Linked DNA regions of Homo sapiens: region 1 is linked to region 2. Evidence: chromatin loops called from intact Hi-C (ENCODE). Cell type or tissue: chondrocyte. All regions are shown on one strand. Each heading gives the region's core, and the rest is flanking DNA. Links, peaks and the distances in the headings are about the cores only.

Region 1 (9,221 bases), core at 329-8,328, 120 kb before region 2:
GCACCTGTGCTCATTAGCTCCGTACTTTGAGCAAGTCACTTAACGTATCTGCCTGTTTCCCCAGCTATAAAATGGGAATGTCAAAAGAACCTATCTTAAGTTTGAGATAAGCCTGGCCAACATGGCGAAGCCCCATCTCTACTAAAATACAAAAACAAGCCGGGCATGGTGATGCATGTCTGTAGTCCCAGCTACTCGGGAGGCTGAGGCAGGAGAATCTCTTGAACCCACAAGGTGGAGGTTGCAGTGAGCCGAGATCGCGCCATTGCACTCCAGCCTGGGCGACAGAGTGAGACTCTATCTCAAAAAAAAAAAAAGAACCTATCTTATAGGGCCATTGAGAAGATTGTGTTAATGTATGTAAGGTGATTAGGACTGCGCCTGGCACGTAGAAAGTTGCGATGACAATGTCAACAATTAGACAACATGGCAGGAGGCAGGCAGGGACTAGCAGCCAGGGTCTGTGTCTTTCAAATGAGATGACAAATCTGACAGGATTCTGTAAACCACAAAGCACTCCAGAGAATTGGGATATGATGCTGACATATATCAAGATAACAAGGGGTGCCCTGGATGTTGCATGTGGGTTGAAATTGGCCTTCCGGACCTCTGAGCCCTCAACCTCAGCCCATCATGGATGCTCCTTGCTCTCCTGGCCCAGATACAAGAAATAAAAACAGCATCTGCCTCGTTTTGCCAACAGGACTTCTGTGTCTTGACCCTTTCTGCCCACTCAGGTCCCCACTGGCACCAACCTTGGATTGTGAGGGCAGCTGAGTCCTGCACGCCGGGGCAGCTGAAGCCGACCAGGGCACCGCTGTCCTGGTGCTTGACGGCATGCAGGATGAGTCTGTGCTGCAGACCCTTCTGCTCTATACGGTACCGCAGGGCCCCAGGTTCCACCTGGCCCTCCGGCTCGTTACTCTTGAGCTCTTCCCCATTAAGGAACCAGGTACCCTGGATGATGGTGGAGAGATCGAGGGAGAAGACGGCATCTTCCCCGTCGTATACCTGCACATCCTCCAGACCTGCCACCAGGCGAGCTGTGGGCACTGAGGCAGGGACAGAGTGCAGCTGTCAGAACTAGAAGGTGTGGCAGAGGGCAGAGGCTGGCGGATGGCAAGCCTGTGAGAGGACCAGCACTGAGGGCTGGGGAAGGGAGGAGAAGTGATGGGTGGGTCTGGCAGGACCAACTCACCAAGGTGAGCAGAACCGTGGAACACCACGTGGGGACTACGGCCATGTCCGCTGACTGTGCAGATGCGGAAGCGGTAGTCACCCTCGGAGGGCACACAGTCGCCCGGCACCTCCACGGCTCCGGCTTTCTCGATGCTGAAGCACTGAATCCAGTCTTCAGAGCCCACTTCCTGCCGCTCCAGCCGGTAGATGAATGGGGTCTCGGGAGCTGGCTCGGGAGGCTTCCAGGTCAACAGGACCGTGTTCTTGTGGCCCTTGAACATCTCTGCCAATATGGGGGGTCCTGGGGGACTGTGCTTGACACCTGAGACCAAGGCAGGGATGTGTTCCGGCCTTGCTTGGGCCTCCACAGCCCTTCCACCTTAAATCTACTTCACCAACCCAGCTCCGGCATCTGGCCAACCTCCTGCCCTGCCTCGCCTGTCCAGAGGCCTTCCTGCCCTCACATTTTACTCTGAGAAGCGTAGTGGTACGGGAGTTGCCCAGGCTAAAGGTGACCTCGCCAGCATCCTCTCGGGTGACCCCTGGAAGGACCAGGGCATGCATGTGGCCTGAGCTGCTCTGGCAGATGACCGGCAGCTCCTCCCCATCACGGCTCCAGCGTCCCTCGACCCCGGCCTCTAGAGTTTCCACTAGCAGCACAGCATTCTCTCCTTCCAGGACGTCGAGCTTCCGGGGCAGGCGCTTCAGGATGGGCCCTGAGATGCGGACAGGAATCCATCAACCTGGAATCTGAGCACCTGCCTGCCTCCGCCTCAGCCTCTTCCCCACGGGCCAGCTGACCTTTGACTGTGACGTTGGCCACGGTGCGCACCCGGCCCCGCATCTCGCACAGGTAGATACCATCATCGTCTGCCTTCAGCCTGTGGATGATGAGGCGCCGGACAGTGCCCTCTTCGATCTGCTCGTACTTGCGGCAGGGCAGCAGCCGCTGGTCCTCACGGAACCAGGCCGTGGGGATGCGGGAGTTGGGTACTTTACATTCCAGCACGGCAATCCCGTGCTCACGGCCCTCCACGTCCTGCAGGGGCCGTGTGAACCGGAGGCGGGGCTCTGTGGAGAGGGGAGAGAGAGACAAGAGAGGGCTCTGGAGAAGGCCCAGACTAGGAGTAGGATACCTAGAAGCGCATTAGCTCATGCTGTGTGCTCTTCATGCAGAGCCAGCGGGCACTGTGGAATCACAGAAAACTACCAGAAGGGAAGTGGTGGTTCCTAAGATGACCTGAGTTCTCATCCAGCCCTGACACTAGCCACATCACCTTAAGCAAGTCCATTTCAATGCTTCTGGGCCTCAGTCTCCTTACTTGTAAAATGGGGAAAGGGAGAGAAGGGGTTGGACCAGATTGATGATTTCCAAACTGTTCCCTGGGGTCCTCCAGGCCCTAGATTGGTGATTTCCAAACTGTTCCCTGGCTCCCCCCGCCCCAGTCATTTCACATATTCTGCAAGGGTCTGAGTAGAATTTAAAATATTTTAACTCTTTTTTTTTTTGAGATGGAGTCTCGCTCTGTTGCCCAGGCTGGAGTGCAGTCGCGCAATCTCGGCTCACTGCAACCTCCACCTCCTGGGTTCAAGCAATTCTGGTGCCTCAGCCTCTCAAGTAGAGCTGGGATTACAGGCAGGCGCCACCACGCCTGGCTAATGATTTTGTATTTTTAGTAGAGATGGGGTTTTGCCATGTTGGCCAGGCTGTTCTCGAACTCCTGACCTCAAATGATCCGCCCACCTTAGTCTCCCAAAGTGCTGGGATTACAGGGTGAGCCACTGTGCCTAGCTATTTTAACCCTTTTCAAAAGTGTATTTCAAAAAAAAAAAAAGAAAAGAAAAGAAAACAGGATGTTGGAAATCAGAGGATTAACTAGGGCTGCTGGAGAAGCAAGTTTTTGTGTGCGTGTGTGTATGCAACTCGGGGAAGCTCCTCTAGCCTTCCCTCCGGGCTTTTCTTTCCTGATGGAGGTCCAGATCAGCACCAACCTGATGAATCTGTGAGCATTGAACTGTAACAGTGAGGCCACCACCGCAGCCTGGGGGCAACATGCTTGACTGCATGCTAGGAAGGACTCAGGAGAATTTACCAACTTTTTTTCCTCTAAGAGAAAAAACTGGACAATAACTAGTGAAGGTGTACTCTTTTGCGTTGTGATGAAATCCTATTATGGGGAGCGTTACCTTCTGGTGAGTTTGGGGTGTGCTTTTTTTTCCTTTGGAATTTTCTGTTTATGAGAATGTAACCATTTATTGGATATTGTTGGTGATTCAACTTTGAAATATAAACCTTCTCTCCTTCACCTTCCTCTTCTTGCAAACGTGGGGAGCAGTTTAATCAAAGAATAGTAAAAACACGCAGGACATTTGTCCTCCCTCAAGTCTAGCTTTCCACTGAATCACTTGTTTCTCAAGGTGACAGATGCAGCCAGGCCGTCCCCACAGGGTTCAGAGCCTGGTCTCATGAATGCAGCCTTTAATTCAAATTCCTGTATTCAATAAAATAGCCTCCTTATTCTCACTGATGGTTTAGAAGTACCTGTTATATACGTAGACTCAGCAATTTACGCCCATAAACTACTCCTTTATCTGTCTCATATATTGGGGCTCTGGTTGTGAATTCAGTGGGGGAAGGAGGAGTAAAATAACAAAGACGTTGAAAACCACTAGGGAAGAAGAGTTCTAGGGCCCTCCGGATTTGTACATCAATCACTCCTTAGTGGTGTTCCACCATCTGCCTCGGAATCATTTAAGGAGTTTGCTAAGAAGTTCCTGAGTACCCTGGAGACCTACTAAATCCGAATCCCTGGGGAGTGAGAGGCGGGCGGGTTTGGTATTTTAATATTCCCGCGGACCACCTCTCCTCCAGTCTTGGGGGCAGCGCTGGGCACCGAGGAGGGCTGGAGTTCGGAGGGCCTCGGAGGACACTCGAGGCCCCTCCCTAGGTCCCGGGCTCCGCCGTACCTTTCACGTGCAGCTGCACGGCACTGAGCGTCTGGCCCGCCGAGTTGCGCGCGGCGCAGACGTAGAGCCCACGATCCTTGGCCTGGCAGTAAAGCACCTTGAGCACGAAGCCGCCGTCGCGGTCGCGGTACATGAGGCGGCGGCGGTCCGGGAGCAGCGGGCGGCCCTCCCAGTGCCATTCGATCTCGGGCTCGGGCTTGCCCATCACGTAGCAGCGGAACTTGGCGTGCTTGCCCTCGTTCACCCAGAAGGTCTTAGGCGCGCACTTGAGCGGCTCCACCACCGGCGCGGGGGCCTCGTCGGGGTCCGCGGGCGGGCTCTCGGGGGGCTGGTGCACCTGGAGCAGCGCCCCCGCCTGCGCGTGGCCGTGCGCGTTGCGGGCGTGGCACACGTAGACGCCGGAATCCGGCAGCCGAGCCGCCAGGATGCGCAGTGCCAGGCTCGCGCCGGGGCCGTCCTCGGCGCGGCCCGGCTGGAGCGCGAAGTGGCTGCTGTCCCACACTTCGTCCAGGGCCATCCCGTCCTTCTCCCAGTACAGTGTGGGCTCGGGGAGGCCCCCCGCCCGGCACGTCAGCACCACCTCCGCCCCCCGCAGCACCCACTGGGATCGAGGCCCCGTGAGGAAGACCGGGGCGCCCTCCCCGGACCCCGGCGATGGCAGCGGGCGCTCGGCGGGCTGCAGCTCGGGGTCGGAGGCCGGCGGCTCCAGCACGGTGACGGCGGCCGCCGCGTAGGCCTCGCCGGCCGCGTTGCGGGCGCGGCACACGTAGACCCCCGCGTCGGTGGGCAGTGCGGCGGTCAGCAGCAGGCCGTGCTCCGCGCCGTCCGCCGGGAAGCTCAGGCGTTCCGAGGCCGCCAGCTGCTGCCCGCCCTTCTCCCACACCACTACAGGCGGCGGCTCCCCCAGGACCACGCACTTGAGCTCGGCCTCGGCGCCACTTACCACCCGCACAGGCCGCGGGAAGCGCAGGAAGCACGGGGGGCTCCCCTGATCCCCCGAGCTCGCCTTCATCGCGGCGGCCGACCGCCTGCAGCGGCGAACGGTGGGGGGGCAGGGGGGGGTGCGGAGGGCGAGCCGAGGCCCGGGGCGGCGGGGTCGGGGCGCGGCTGGGGACTGGGCGCGGGGACCCGCGGAGCTCTCCCGGGCCTCCCGCTCCCGGCTCGCCTCCTTACCCTCGGCCCCGAGCTGCAGCTCTGCGGCGGCGGCGGCGGCGATTCCCGGGCCCGAAGCCTGGCGCTCAGGGGGCAGTCCTTCCTGTTTGCCTCTCCAGCGAGTGGCCCCGCAGCCTCCCCTGCCCGCTGCCTGGCTTCCTGCTCTTAGGAGCCTCTCTTCCCAGCCCCCTCCCACAGCTTGGGCCTCTTCCCCCTCCTCCCTCCCACCTCCAGCCGCCAGGTCCCCAGCCGCCCGCCAGGCTTGGGCCTGAGTGGCAGAGGCGCCTGCAGCTGCCAATCCCAAAAATATTCTCTGATGACACAGCTGGAGGACAAGAGCCCAGACTGGCTCCACTGGTCTAAGTATAGAGCAGGCAGGACCACCTGCCCCCGGCCCTAGCCCCGGTTCTAGCCCCGGTTCCAGCCCTGCCCCCAAGGGCTGGCCGGCCAGCAGCTGCTTATTGAAAGGGGCCCCAGAAGGTCTGAGGGGTGATGCACTTTGTCTCCCTGACAAATAACACTTTCTGGGGCTGGCCGGCTACAGCTCCCAGGCTCCTGTCCCACCTGATGTCACCTCTGGATGTGTCTGTGTGTGTGTGTGTGAGAGAGTGTGTGTGTGTGAGAATTTGTGTGTGTGTGAGTGTGTGTGTGAGTGTGTGTGTGAGTGTGTGTGTGTGTAGGGAGAAGGTGTTGTATGTTTGCATGTGTGAGTCAGGTCGCTTGAGGCGAAATCCTTCCCAGCCCCTCCCCCACATCCCTGGCGGGAGTGGGAGATAAGGCTCATGGCCACAGACATCTGCGTCAGAGATAGGAGGTCTCAATGCCACGGGCAGGGGCAACTCGGACTGTGGGGCGTGGAAAGGACTGGGGAAGACTGGATGAGAAGGGTAGAAGAGGGTGGGTGTGGGATGGGGAGGGGAGAGTGGAAAGGCCCTGGGCAGACCCTGGCAGAAGGGGCACGGGGCAGGGTGTGAGTTCCCCACTAGCAGGGCCAGGTGAGCTATGGTGCTGCACCTACTGCTCTTCTTGCTGCTGACCCCACAGGGTGGGCACAGCTGCCAGGGGCTGGAGCTGGCCCGGGAACTTGTTCTGGCCAAGGTGAGGGCCCTGTTCTTGGATGCCTTGGGGCCCCCCGCGGTGACCAGGGAAGGTGGGGACCCTGGAGTCAGGCGGCTGCCCCGAAGACATGCCCTGGGGGGCTTCACACACAGGGGCTCTGAGCCCGAGGAAGAGGAGGATGTCTCCCAAGCCATCCTTTTCCCAGCCACAGGTAACGAGGGTGGGGGAACCGGCAGGATGACTTTGAGAAAAAGCAAGGCACAGCATGGGTTTGCAGGCCAGGCGGACCTGGGTTTGAATCCTAGTCCTGCTACTCAGTTGCTTTGCAGCAATAGGCCAGTTACTAAACTTCCTTATGCTTCTGTCTCCCCATCTGTAAAATGGGCTAATGCCCACCTCTCAGGATTAAGTGAGAGGCTGTACCTAGAGTGCATGGCAGGTGGGAGGCATTTGGGAAGTATGCGCTGGGAGACCGGGGGTCTCTAAAGATGGAGATATTTGGGCTTGAGCCCCTTCCTGCCACCTTTCCTCCTATCTCTGCCTCTGCTCGCTGCTCCAAACCCTGTTTCTTTACTCCCAGGTAGCTGACACTGAGAAGCTATCAGAGATACAGGCAAAAGATTAGTTGGGAAACTTTTCTGGAAAACTAGTCTATCTTCTCTTGAGTTCCTGTCTCAACATATATGTGCCCCCTTGTTCCACTGACTGAATGGATAAGCCCTCCTGTGGGTGGGCTTTCTTGTCATCTGGTCCACCTTTCTCTTAGAGAGGACCCCTGCCTCCCTCACTTCAGTCCGTTCGCAGCACAGTGGGGAGAAGGATGGCTTTGGGATCAGGCAAAATCCAAGCCTGGCCACTTAGTCGTTGAACGTCATTTCACCTCTCTAAGCCTCAGTTTCCTTATCTGCAAAATGGACCAATTGTGACTAGATAATGAGAGAAGCCATGTAACAGTATAGTTCCAATTGCCAGTCCATGAACGAGTGCTGCTCCAGGATGATTAGTATAGTCTATGAGTGTGTCAGTGTGAGGATGCTAACTACACATTCTTGAAAGGACTGCCCTCTGTTCTGAGTTACAGCCCTCCTCCTTCTCTTCCCCCTCTTCCTTGTTCTCCATTTTCTTCCCTTTCCCACTTGCCTTTCCCTCCTTCTTCTTTTTTTTTTTTTTTTGGTGTAAACCTGTCTTTTAAAAATGGAATTATTTTAAAGAATTTATCCTACAATATTCCTGACATGCCAAAGATATAAAGAGTAATATAGGCCGGGCGCGGTGGCTCACGTCTGTACTCCCAGCACTTTGGGAGGCCAAGGCAGGAGGATCACAAGGTCAAGAGATCGAGACTATCCTGGCTAACATGGTGAACCCCGTCTCTACTAAAAATACAAAAAATTAGCCAGGCATGGTGGCACCAGCTACTCGGGAAGCTGAGGCAGGAGAATTGCTTGAACGTGGGAGGCGGAGCGGAAGGCAGAGGTTGCAGTGAGCCGAGATGGCGCCACTGCACTCCAGCCTGGGCGACAGAGCTAGACTCCATCTCAAAAAAAAAAAAAAAATGGTAATATGGCTGGGTGTGATGGCTCACGCCTATAATCCCAGCACTTTGGAAGGTGAAGGCAGGCAGATTGCTTGAGCTCAGGAGTTTGAGATCAGCCTGGGCAACATAGCGAGACCCTGTCTCTACAAAACCCACAAAAGTTAGCTAGGTGTGGTAGCACACGCCTGTGGTCTCAGTTACTCAGGAGGCTGAGGTGGGAGGATTGCTTGAGCCCAGGAGGTAGACGCTGCAGTGAGCCGTGATCATGCCACTGCACTCCAGCCTGGGTGACACAGTAAGACTCTGTCTCAAAAAAAAAAAAAAAAAAGAATATAACAACCATCCATGTAGACACCATTCAGGATACTGTTTCACACTATCTGGTGAGTAAGCATTGAAGTCTAATACAAAGTCTTAGTGCTGGTGAAGTGGAGAGAGGGCCTCTTACACACTGCTGATGGGCATGTTAATTGGTAAAACCACTTCAGAGAGAAGTTGGCAATGTCTTCTATTTTTTTAAGTCCCTTCATGATGAAATTAAAAAATGGGAAGCCTACAGAAGCTCTCCCAAAACTCAGGAGAGTCCCCACGTCCCGGAGGGCGTGGAGCAGAGTGCAGCCCATCATTGGCTCATGACTGGTGGCCACATCCCTCCTGCTGAAGAGGAGGGGTGCCAGGTCCTGCCAGTCAGGGCTGCCCTCTCCCTTTTCTTCTGTCTCCTGCAGATGCCAGCTGTGAGGACAAGTCAGCTGCCAGAGGGCTGGCCCAGGAGGCTGAGGAGGGCCTCTTCAGATACATGTTCCGGCCATCCCAGCATACACGCAGCCGCCAGGTGACTTCAGCCCAGCTGTGGTTCCACACCGGGCTGGACAGGCAGGGCACAGCAGCCTCCAATAGCTCTGAGCCCCTGCTAGGCCTGCTGGCACTGTCACCGGGAGGACCCGTGGCTGTGCCCATGTCTTTGGGCCATGCTCCCCCTCACTGGGCCGTGCTGCACCTGGCCACCTCTGCTCTCTCTCTGCTGACCCACCCCGTCCTGGTGCTGCTGCTGCGCTGTCCCCTCTGTACCTGCTCAGCCCGGCCTGAGGCCACGCCCTTCCTGGTGGCCCACACTCGGACCAGACCACCCAGTGGAGGGGAGAGAGCCCGACGCTCAACTCCCCTGATGTCCTGGCCTTGGTCTCCCTCTGCTCTGCGCCTGCTGCAGAGGCCTCCGGAGGAACCGGCTGCCCATGCCAACTGCCACAGAGTAGCACTGAACATCTCCTTCCAGGAGCTGGGCTGGGAACGGTGGATCGTGTACCCTCCCAGTTTCATCTTCCACTAC
Region 2 (9,221 bases), core at 511-8,510:
TTTTTTTTTTTTTTTTTTTGTATTTTTAGTAGAGACAGGGTTTTGCCACGTTGGCCAGACTGGTCTCAAACTCCTGACCTCAGGCTAACTGCCTGCCTCGGCCTCCCAAAGTGCTGGGATTACAGGCGTGAGCCACCGTGCCTGGCCTTCCCCCTTTCTTTACCTGCCTTCCTGTTGGATGGATACATGGCTATTTTCTTACTGTTAGAGACACATTCTCTCTCTCTCTCTCTCTCTCTCTCTCTCTCTCTCTGTCCATCTCTCCTCTCCCTTTGTCTCTCTCATTAAAGCAAATAACATAGCAGGAGGAATGGGAAAAGTAGCAAATCCCAGGCTAGTCTCATCATTTCTGGGCTGAAATGGAACCACTTGTGGTGTGTGGAATCGTGGCATCCGGCATGCCACATTCCCTGCTCCCTGTTGTCCTGCCCTGTCTGTCTGCTACAATCACCTGGAGCCCCTCCCTCAACCAAGACATCAACAACAGAAACAAAACTGCTTCCTCTGACCAGCAGGAAATTTCCAGGTGAACACACTCTGGCTTAAGTAATTAGGCAAAGAATGTGGCTTTGTGCAGTTGTGGAGAGACTCAACTTGCTCTTAGAGTCTTTGTTTCTGTTCAGTCCCTGGAGTGCCCCTGCTTTCACTGCTGTCCTTTGCCACTAGACCGGGCAGAAATCCGCCTTTTTCCTGCATTCCTTCCACTGTTGTTGATTCAGCTCATTTTACATACCAAGGCACCTTTCCTGATTCCATTCTTTGGCCAAAGACTCCCTCAGAACTTTAAGAACTTTAAGCCACCAAATGCAGCAGGCACTTTTTTTTTTTTTTTTGAGATGGAGTCTCGCTCTGTTGTCCTGGCTCACTGCAACCTCCACCTCCTGGGTTCAAGTAATTCTTCTGCCTCAGCCTCCCAAGTAGCTGGGGCTATAGGCGAGCGCCACCACACCCGGCTAATTTTTGTATTTTTAGTAGAGATAGGGTTTCACCATATTGGCCAGGCTGGTCTCGAACTCCTGACCTCGTGATCCGCCTGCCTTGGCCTCCCAAAGTGCTGGGATTACAGGCGTGAGCCACGGCGCCTGGCCAGCAGGCACCTCTTATGCTTGCTTTGAAAATATACTTATGAGGTTAGTGCCCATCTTCCTGTCTTATGATTCGAATCCTTTCCTTCTTTCTTCCCTAATTCCTGTTCTTTTTCTCTCATGACCCCTGGCTACCCATTAGCCTTTGGAAAAATTCTATTATGTTTGCCTGTTTGTTTTTTTCTTTTTAATGTATATGTTACCAGAAAGGGGTCCCAATCCAGACCCCAAGAGAAGGATCTTGGATCTCACACAACAAAGAATTTCAGGCGAATCCACAGAGTAAAGTGAAAGCAAGTTTGTAAGAAAGTAAAAGAATAAAAGAATGGCTACTCCATAGACAAAGCAGACCCGAGGGCTGCTGGCTGGCTATTTTTATGGTTACTTCTTGATCATATGCTAAACAAGGGGTGGATTATTCATGAGTTTTCTGGGAAAGGCGGGGGGTGGGAGGATTTCCTAGAACTAAGGATTCCTTTCCTTTTAGACCATATAGGGTAACTTCCAGAGTTTGCCATGGCATTTATAAGCTGTCATGGTGCTGGTGGGAGTGTCTTTTAGCATGCTTATGTATAAGTAGTGTACAATGAGCAGTGATGATGACCAGAGGCCACTTTTGTCACCATCTTGATTTTGGCAGGTTTTGTCCAGCTTCTTTACTGCATCCTGTTTTATCAGTAGGGTTTTTGTGACCTGTATCTTGTGATAATGGTCCTGCCAACCTCCTGTCTTTTTTTTTTTTTTTTTTTGAGACGGAGTCTTGCACTGTTGTCCAGACTACTGGAGTGCAGTGGCGCAATCTCGGCTCACTGCAAGCTCCGCCTCCTGGGTTCATGCCATTCTCTTGCCTCAGCCTCCCGAGTAGCTGGGACTACAGGCGCCCGCCACCATGCCCAGCTAATTTTTTGTACTTTTAGTAGAGACGAGGTTTCACCGTGTTAGCCAGGATGGTCTCGATCTTCTGACCTCGTGATCCGCCCACCTCGGCTTTCCAAAGTGCTGGGGTTACAGGTGTGAGCCACCGCGCCCGGCGTAACCTCCTATCTCATCCTGTGACTAAGATTACCTAACCTCTTGGGAATGCAGCCCAGCAGGTCTCAGCCTCATTTCACCCAGCCACTGTTCAAAATGGAGTCACTCTGGTTCGAATGCCTCTGATGTGTACAAATCTATTGTGCTCATTGAAGCTTGCCTTTTTATACACTTCTTGGCTCAGAGAAATACTTTTTTTGGAGGCAGCAAATGTAGCAGAAAGAACAGGCAATTCTGAAGCAAGAAGAGTGATATGGTTAGGCTTTGTGTCCCCACCTAAATCTCATCTTGAATTGCAAACCCCGTCATCCTCACAGGTCAAGAGAGAGACCAGGTGGAGGTAATTAAACCACGGAGTGGTTTCCCCCATGCTGTTCTCGTGACAGGGAGTGAGTTCTCACGAGATCTGATGGTTTCATAAGGGGCTCTTCCCCCTTCATTCGGCCCTTCTTCCTCCCACCTTGTGAAGAAGGTGCCTTGCTTCCCCCTCACCTTCTGCCGTGATTGTAAATTTCCAGAGGCCTCCCCAGCCATGCTGCACGGTGAGTCAATTAAACCTCCTTCCTTTATAAATTACTCATTCTCGGGAAGTTCTTTATAGCAGTATGAAAACAGACTAATACAAAGAGTTTTCTGTGTTAACTCCCGGCACCGTCACTCACTGTTGTGACCTTGGGCAAGTTGCTTAAGCTCTCTGTGTCTGTTTCTTAATCTGTACAGTGGGTATGATATTAATACCTATCTCATAGGTATTTTTTTTTTTTGGTCTTAAATGATTCATGGGAAAAGTATGATGTATGCTGAGAAGCAGCACAAAGACATTTCATGTGTGCGGACCTCATGTACGTGGACCATGTGGAAGGCAGCTTTAGTCCTGACTGCAGAAAAGCGATGTTCACATGCGCGTTGGGAACTGGCCTGCGCACCCAGATTCCCAGATCCAGGAAAGCCCTTCATTTCCAGTGCTTTCCATCCTCGCTCCAGCGGCAGATGTTAGAAGCTGACTGAGATGTTTTCTGGATTAATTGCCCCCAAACATTCAGGGTTTTATGTTTTAGAATGTCTGAACAGGTTGGAATTTGAATCTCCCTTCTGCCACTCCTTGTCTTATTTTGGAAATGAACTTAAAGTCACATTTTTGAGATTCCGACTATGTGACGCATTGAGCTATTTGGAGCGTTGGTTTGCGGCTGTTTCTAAGCCTGGACTCTTGACACGGCTTTGCCTGCAGCTCTGGACTCTCCCTCAGGCTCCAGGGCTCCCTGTGCCCTTGCGGTGCTCCGGCCTCTTGGCTTCTGAGTTAGATTGGGCATCTCTCAGATTCCTTGGCTACTGAGTCTGTACATCCCATGACTCCCGTCCTCCCTCTCCTTCCACAAGCCGGTCGGTGACCACGCAGCCTTCTAGGTGGTCCAAACTTTCTGGAGCTTTCCACTGGGAAGATCCTAATAGCCCTAATCCCTCCTTTAACATCAAGCAGAGCTGCCCTCAATCTTTTAATAGAAGCAGGTGAACTCCGACTAGATTTTTTGTGCACTAGTGAGGCTTGCTGTGTTTACTGGTATATAGGATACATTCCCCGCTTTTCCCAAATGATGGATTATATATGCAAAATAAAATTTTATACTTTATATATGAATAATGTATATGTTACAACATAAGATATATTACGTATTACATAATACTATACACATAACATATATCAAATATATGGCATTGTACGATATCTAATCGTTTATTATATACACAAGTTTTCTTGTCAGTCTTACGCTTTGGTATCAGGCACAGCTGGAAGGCTGAGAAAGAGGTAAAATAATGGGGCATGCTACCCCCTAGTGGCAGAAGATGGCAACATACATTTTGCAAATGTGAGCGCTTTTCATCCCCTTATCAAAAAACAAAACAAAAACCAGAGACCACACAGATGAATATGGAATTTGAGTAACTCCCCTATGTTATGAATTTAAGTATTTTTTCACTGCAACTCATATTCCTAAATACCAAGATATTTCTTTTTAGCTCTGTGATTTTATTCTTGTTTTTAGGGATACTAGACTGTGTATCAAAACCGTACTATTTTTTAATGGAGTCACAATCCTGTGTACTATATTTATAGGAATAAAATATTTCCCTTACAGCTTAGTCTTTATTTTTCCAAAAAACTTTCTGAAAAATTGAGATGTATCTGATATCCCCGCGCATTTCACATGTTGGCAAACATGGCATTTTACTGCCTCTGGTGCACAAAAAGCCCTTGAGCGCTCACCTAATGCTTCTGTGAAGTCAAGGGTTCCGAGCACGCTGACTCCATGTTGCTAGGGAGCCTCTCTAGGAGGCCAGCAGGCCGCTGGGCGGCCCCGACTGGGATCTGCTGTGGTATGTGGCCCTCTTTGCTAGTGCAGGAGCTTCCTCCGGTCACTTTACCTGCATTCCTTTGAGCCTGGGGCCCAGGCGGGGGACCCTAGCAAGAGGCTTACTTACGTGGTCCCCTGATACCAGGCATGGGAATGGTAGCACTTGCTGATTGTGTGGGTCTCTGGCCACAATGGAAATATTTAACACACAACACCTTAGAGTGGAGGTGGGCAGATTTTTCTCTGAAAAGGACCAGAAAGTAAATATTTGATTAAATTAATTAATCAATTTATTTAGAGACAGAGTCTGGCTTTGTTGCCCAGGCTGGAGTGCAGTGGTGCAATCTTGGCTCACTGCAACCTCCACCTCCCAAGCAATTCTGCTGCCTCAACCTCCCAAGTAGTTGGGACTACAGGCGTGCGCCAGCACTCCTGGCCAATTTTTGATTTTTAGTAGAGATGGGATTTCTCCATGTTGGCCAGGCTGGTCTCGAACTCCTGACCTCAGGTGATCCGCCCACCAGGGCCTCCCAAAGTGCTGGGATTAGAGGCGTGAGTCACCATGCCCTGTTTAGAAAGTAAATATTTTAGACTTGTGGCTCAATACAGTCTCTGTCGCAGCTCCTCAGTTCTGTTGTCTTGGTGCAAAAGCGAAAGGATGTGACTGTGTTCCAATAAAATTTCATGAACATGAATATAATTTTCATGTGTCTTGAAATAGTACTCTCCTTTTGAGTTTTTTCAACCGCTTTGAAATGGAAAATCATTCTTAACTTGCTGACAGTATAAAAACAGACAACAGGCTGGAAGTGGCCCGAGGGCCATCGTTTGCTGACCCTCGTCTGAGTATCCCGTTATTCCTTTCTAGCTATGGCAGTCTTTTCTAACAGTCACAAACAGCTGAATTCACGACTCTATTCTATCCAGTTTCCTGGATAAAACATAGTTCATAACCGGTTAAAATTTCTGGTCAATTCCAAACAGGCGCATATTTATTTAGATGTTTAGAACTGCTCTGTGGAGCCCAGCCCTTTATTTCCTCCAAAGAATTTGTTGATCTACTGAAAATTTTCTTTCAAAAACAACCTTATGGATGTGTTTTGTAAAAGTCTCATTTAGAACCTTTGGGGCCTCACTCAGTCACCCCTGAATCCTCATCTTTTCATGTACACACCTCTGTCCGTTTTCTCCTCTTTTCTTCCTAATTAGCTGCCTGTATAATTAAACCTTTCCTCATTTAGAGGTTCTGAGCCCTCACTGATACACTAATCACCCTGTGGCCCTCCTGTTGCCTCGTCTATTTCCTTTTGAGATGGAGGGCCCAGCACTGAACGGCAGTCAAGGTCGGGCCGCCCGCATTTGTATTACACACTAGTTCGCCATTACCATGGTGTTCGCTCCTTAATACAGACTAATAGCTCATTCTCCTTCATGACCTCCAGTGAGCACTGTGCAGCCATATTCAGTGCTGGCTTTGTGATAATTTCAAGATTTTTTTCTTTAGGAAGTTATAACTAATTCAGGGCCCATCAACGATCATAAATAGTTTAAATTGCTCTTTCGAGTGTGAACTGCCTCCCATGGGCCATTTAATTTACTGAATGTCCCCTGGCTGTGCTTGTTCTGTGACCAGCCCCTGTCCCTGCCCTTATTAACTCTGTTTCTGTATCTCACTTTGGTCCAGTCGGGAGAGGTGGCACTTATATTTGGGAATGAGCTTGTGCTTGCTATTGACCTACCTAGCAATGCATTAAAGATGGATTTGATCTGATTTAAAGTTTTATAAGCCCAAGGGGGTTGCCTCTGGAGGATTTTTGGAGGCCAAACTGATCCTGGAATTGTGCTTATAGGTGGTTTGCATTTGCTCAGAGAAAATCTAGGAATTTTACTTTACCTGAAACTTTTCTGGTTTTGCGGTTTTACTGGGTTTTAATAATTTGCCACCTCTGGAAAACTTCAGAGACAAGGTGTTGCCTAGTTGGCTAGACTAAGTATTTTAGCTGTCTCCAATTGGTAACTGTTTAAGAGGTTTAAAGACACAAATTAAGTTGGTAAAATTTGAATATGTGAATCCGGGTGAAGGATATATGGTGGTTTGGTGACACTATTTTTGCAGCTTTTCTGTTGGTTTGAAGTTCGTTGAAAATGAAAAGGTCCATTAATTAAGAAGGTGGGTCAACGTTCTGTCACAGCAGCACCTGCCATTTGCACACTGCTGGCCTGGCCCGCCTTCCCCCATGGGAACTTTGGTGTGTACTTGGATTTACGTCAGCCCTGTCCCAGTGAATGCTCCTGCTCTTTTGGTCCCTGTCCCCACTTGCCTGCCCCATCTCAGTCAAGAAGTAATCAAATATGAGCTGAGCACCAGTATGACAGGGGAGTGGGGAGTAAGCAGACATTGTCCCTATCCTCAGTACGCTACCATCTAACAGAGAAGACAGAAACTAAGCAGAGAAGCACAAAAGGCTGTAAAGGAGAAGTGCAGGTTGTGGAAGGGTCTAACCCACTGGGGAAGCAGGGAACCCTTCTTGGGAGAAGTGGTGTATTAGTCTGTTCTCACACTGCTAATAAAGATAAACCCGAGACTGGCTAATTTTTTTTTTTTTTTTTTTTTTTGAGATGGAATTTTGCTCTTGTTGCCCAGGCTGGAGTACAGTGGCGTGATCTCAGCTCACGGCAACCTCCGCCTCCTGGGTTCAAGCGATTCTCCTGCCTCAGCCTCCCGAGTAGCTGGGATTACAGGCATATGCCACCACGCCTGGCTAATTTTGTATTTTTAGTAGAGACAGGGTTTTTCCAGGTTGGTCAGGCTGGTCTTGAACTCCCGACCTCAGGTGATCTGCCCTCCTTGGCATCCCAAAGTGCTGGGATTACAGGAGTGAGCCTGTGAGACTCACGCCTGGTGAGACTGGCTAATTTATAAAGAAAAATAGGTTTAATGAACTCACAGTTCCATGTGACTGGTGGGGGAGACCTCACAATCGTGGTGGAATGCAAACCAGGAGCAAAGTCACATCTTACATGGTGGCAGGCAAGAGAGAGAGTCTGTGCAGGGGAACTCCCCTTTATAAAACCATCAGATCTCATGAGACTTATTCACTATATGAGAACAACATGAGAAAGACCCGCCCCCATGATTCAATTACCTCCAACCCGGTCCCTTTCATGACACGTGGGAATTATGGGAACTACAATTTGAGATTTGAGTGAGGACACAGCCAAATCATATCAAGTGGTGTTTGAGCCCAGAACTGTAGGATGGTGGGGTTTAGCTTGGCAAAGAGAGGGTGCAGGTGTGCTGTAGGTCAAGAGACTAGCATGTGTGTGGGATTCCGGGGCATGTCAGAGGTGTTGACAGAAGCCCAGCCTGGCTGGAGCAGAGAGTGCAGGGGCCTGGACAGATGAGTTAGAATAGGCAGGCAGGGTCTTGCAGACTGCTTTGATAGCTTATTTTTCTTTATTCTGAGAGCCAGGGGAAGGAGTAGGCAGTGATGTTATAATGAGATTTGCATTTTTGAAAATAAGCCCTCTTGCTGCAATGTAGAAAATGAATTGGAAAAAGTGGCAGTGGTGACAGGAAGAGAAGCAAGGAGTCTATTGCAGCATCTGGCAAGCAGTGATGCTCTCCTGGTCCTGATGGTGGCTGGGCCAATAGAGAAAATTGGGTAGATTTCAGAGTTGTGTAGGAGGTGGACTCACAGACTTGGTGATTAATTGAACTATCTATTATGGTATTTTTTTATTGAAAAATTTCTGTTTTTCCTTTTGCTTTGTAGATCTGGTTGAAAAATACTTTTCCCAAAAAGCATTTGCAAATATACCCATTTACATGGCACTGACTAATTGTCTTGCTTGTGTATGCCCAAGATGAATATTCCTCATGCAAAGATGATGGTTTATCTCATTCAATAAGATTGTGCTAATTAGAAATTAGGACCTATCCATCTCACATGTTCTGGAAATTTAAGCTGTAGGAGATGAAAATTAATGTAGTTTTTAAGCAATCTATTGAATTTATTAAATTGCAATTAGATGATAGAGTTTGTATTGGAAGATATGAGTTTTGACAGGAAAGAGGCCCTGCATGATACAATCACAATACTGACAAATAAATGCCATTGTACTTTTCCATGACAAGGATGATTTACAATTATAGTAGTACATGGTTCTCTTTGATTTATGGCATCCTGTTAGCCATGGAATTACTTAGCAAAATCAGTTTGACTTGATATAAGATTTTTTCCTTGCCTAGAAAAAAGTTTAGCCTGAGGAAAAGTTGACATTAATTTAGGAATAGTGGAGTTATCATTGAGTTATCAAAATAAATCCGAGGACATAAATCAATTCTACTGCATGGAGAATGCTAAATCGATAAGTCCAGAAAGACTTTATTGATTCTACGGCCATCACTCAAGCCTTCTTCATTAGATTCCTCAGCCATATGTTTAATTGAAATGATAAGGTAGATAACTTCTGGTAAATCTACACATCCTGACTTTGATATGGGGTTGTTCAAGGTAATAAAAATGATTTGGCCAGGCTGGCTCTCTCCTTTAGAGTCAGGAGGGTACACATGGGAAGACTTCACATCTTCTTTCTGTCTCCTATAACTTCCACTCCAGGCAGATGCTAGCTTAACAGTCTTAAGCCACTCCTTCTAAATTCAATTTAAAAACTGTATGAAAAAACTGATCATAATATTAAGAGAACATTTAAAAAATTACTCATAGTTAATACCACCCTGAACCTA

The links. Peaks named below come from ENCODE experiments on the same cell type or tissue, not always from the same donor. Only the 100,000 strongest peaks of a DNase experiment are listed, where the experiment ranks them.
Region 1: a loop joins it to region 2, with 2.0 times the contacts of the local background. A loop is called at or near these places in 4 of 110 quality-filtered maps.

Annotation. Positions count from the first base shown.
Region 1 is chr2:219,566,075-219,575,295 of GRCh38, forward strand. OBSL1 (obscurin like cytoskeletal adaptor 1) reads right to left here and starts at 5,465. Exons shown (of 21, transcript NM_015311.3): 1 at 4,147-5,465; 2 at 1,981-2,250; 3 at 1,644-1,895; 4 at 1,199-1,501; 5 at 756-1,052. The coding sequence starts at 5,158. INHA (inhibin subunit alpha) reads left to right here and starts at 6,236. Exons shown (of 2, transcript NM_002191.4): 1 at 6,236-6,568; 2 at 8,620-9,221. The coding sequence starts at 6,301. RefSeq lists enhancers at 1-586, 587-1,448, 3,571-4,408, 4,409-5,246, 5,933-6,227. In chondrocyte, for the core only: a CTCF peak has its summit at 4,520; DNase peaks (open chromatin) are centred at 1,292, 1,822, 2,070, 5,447 and 2 weaker places.
Region 2 is chr2:219,685,923-219,695,143 of GRCh38, forward strand. No RefSeq gene overlaps it. Among named protein-coding and RNA genes, the nearest start is that of LINC02832, 39 kb to the right of the region's middle. RefSeq lists enhancers at 1,809-2,372, 2,053-3,252, 2,373-2,936. In chondrocyte, for the core only: CTCF peaks have their summits at 3,963 (motif pointing left) and 4,173; no DNase peak of the experiment used is centred there.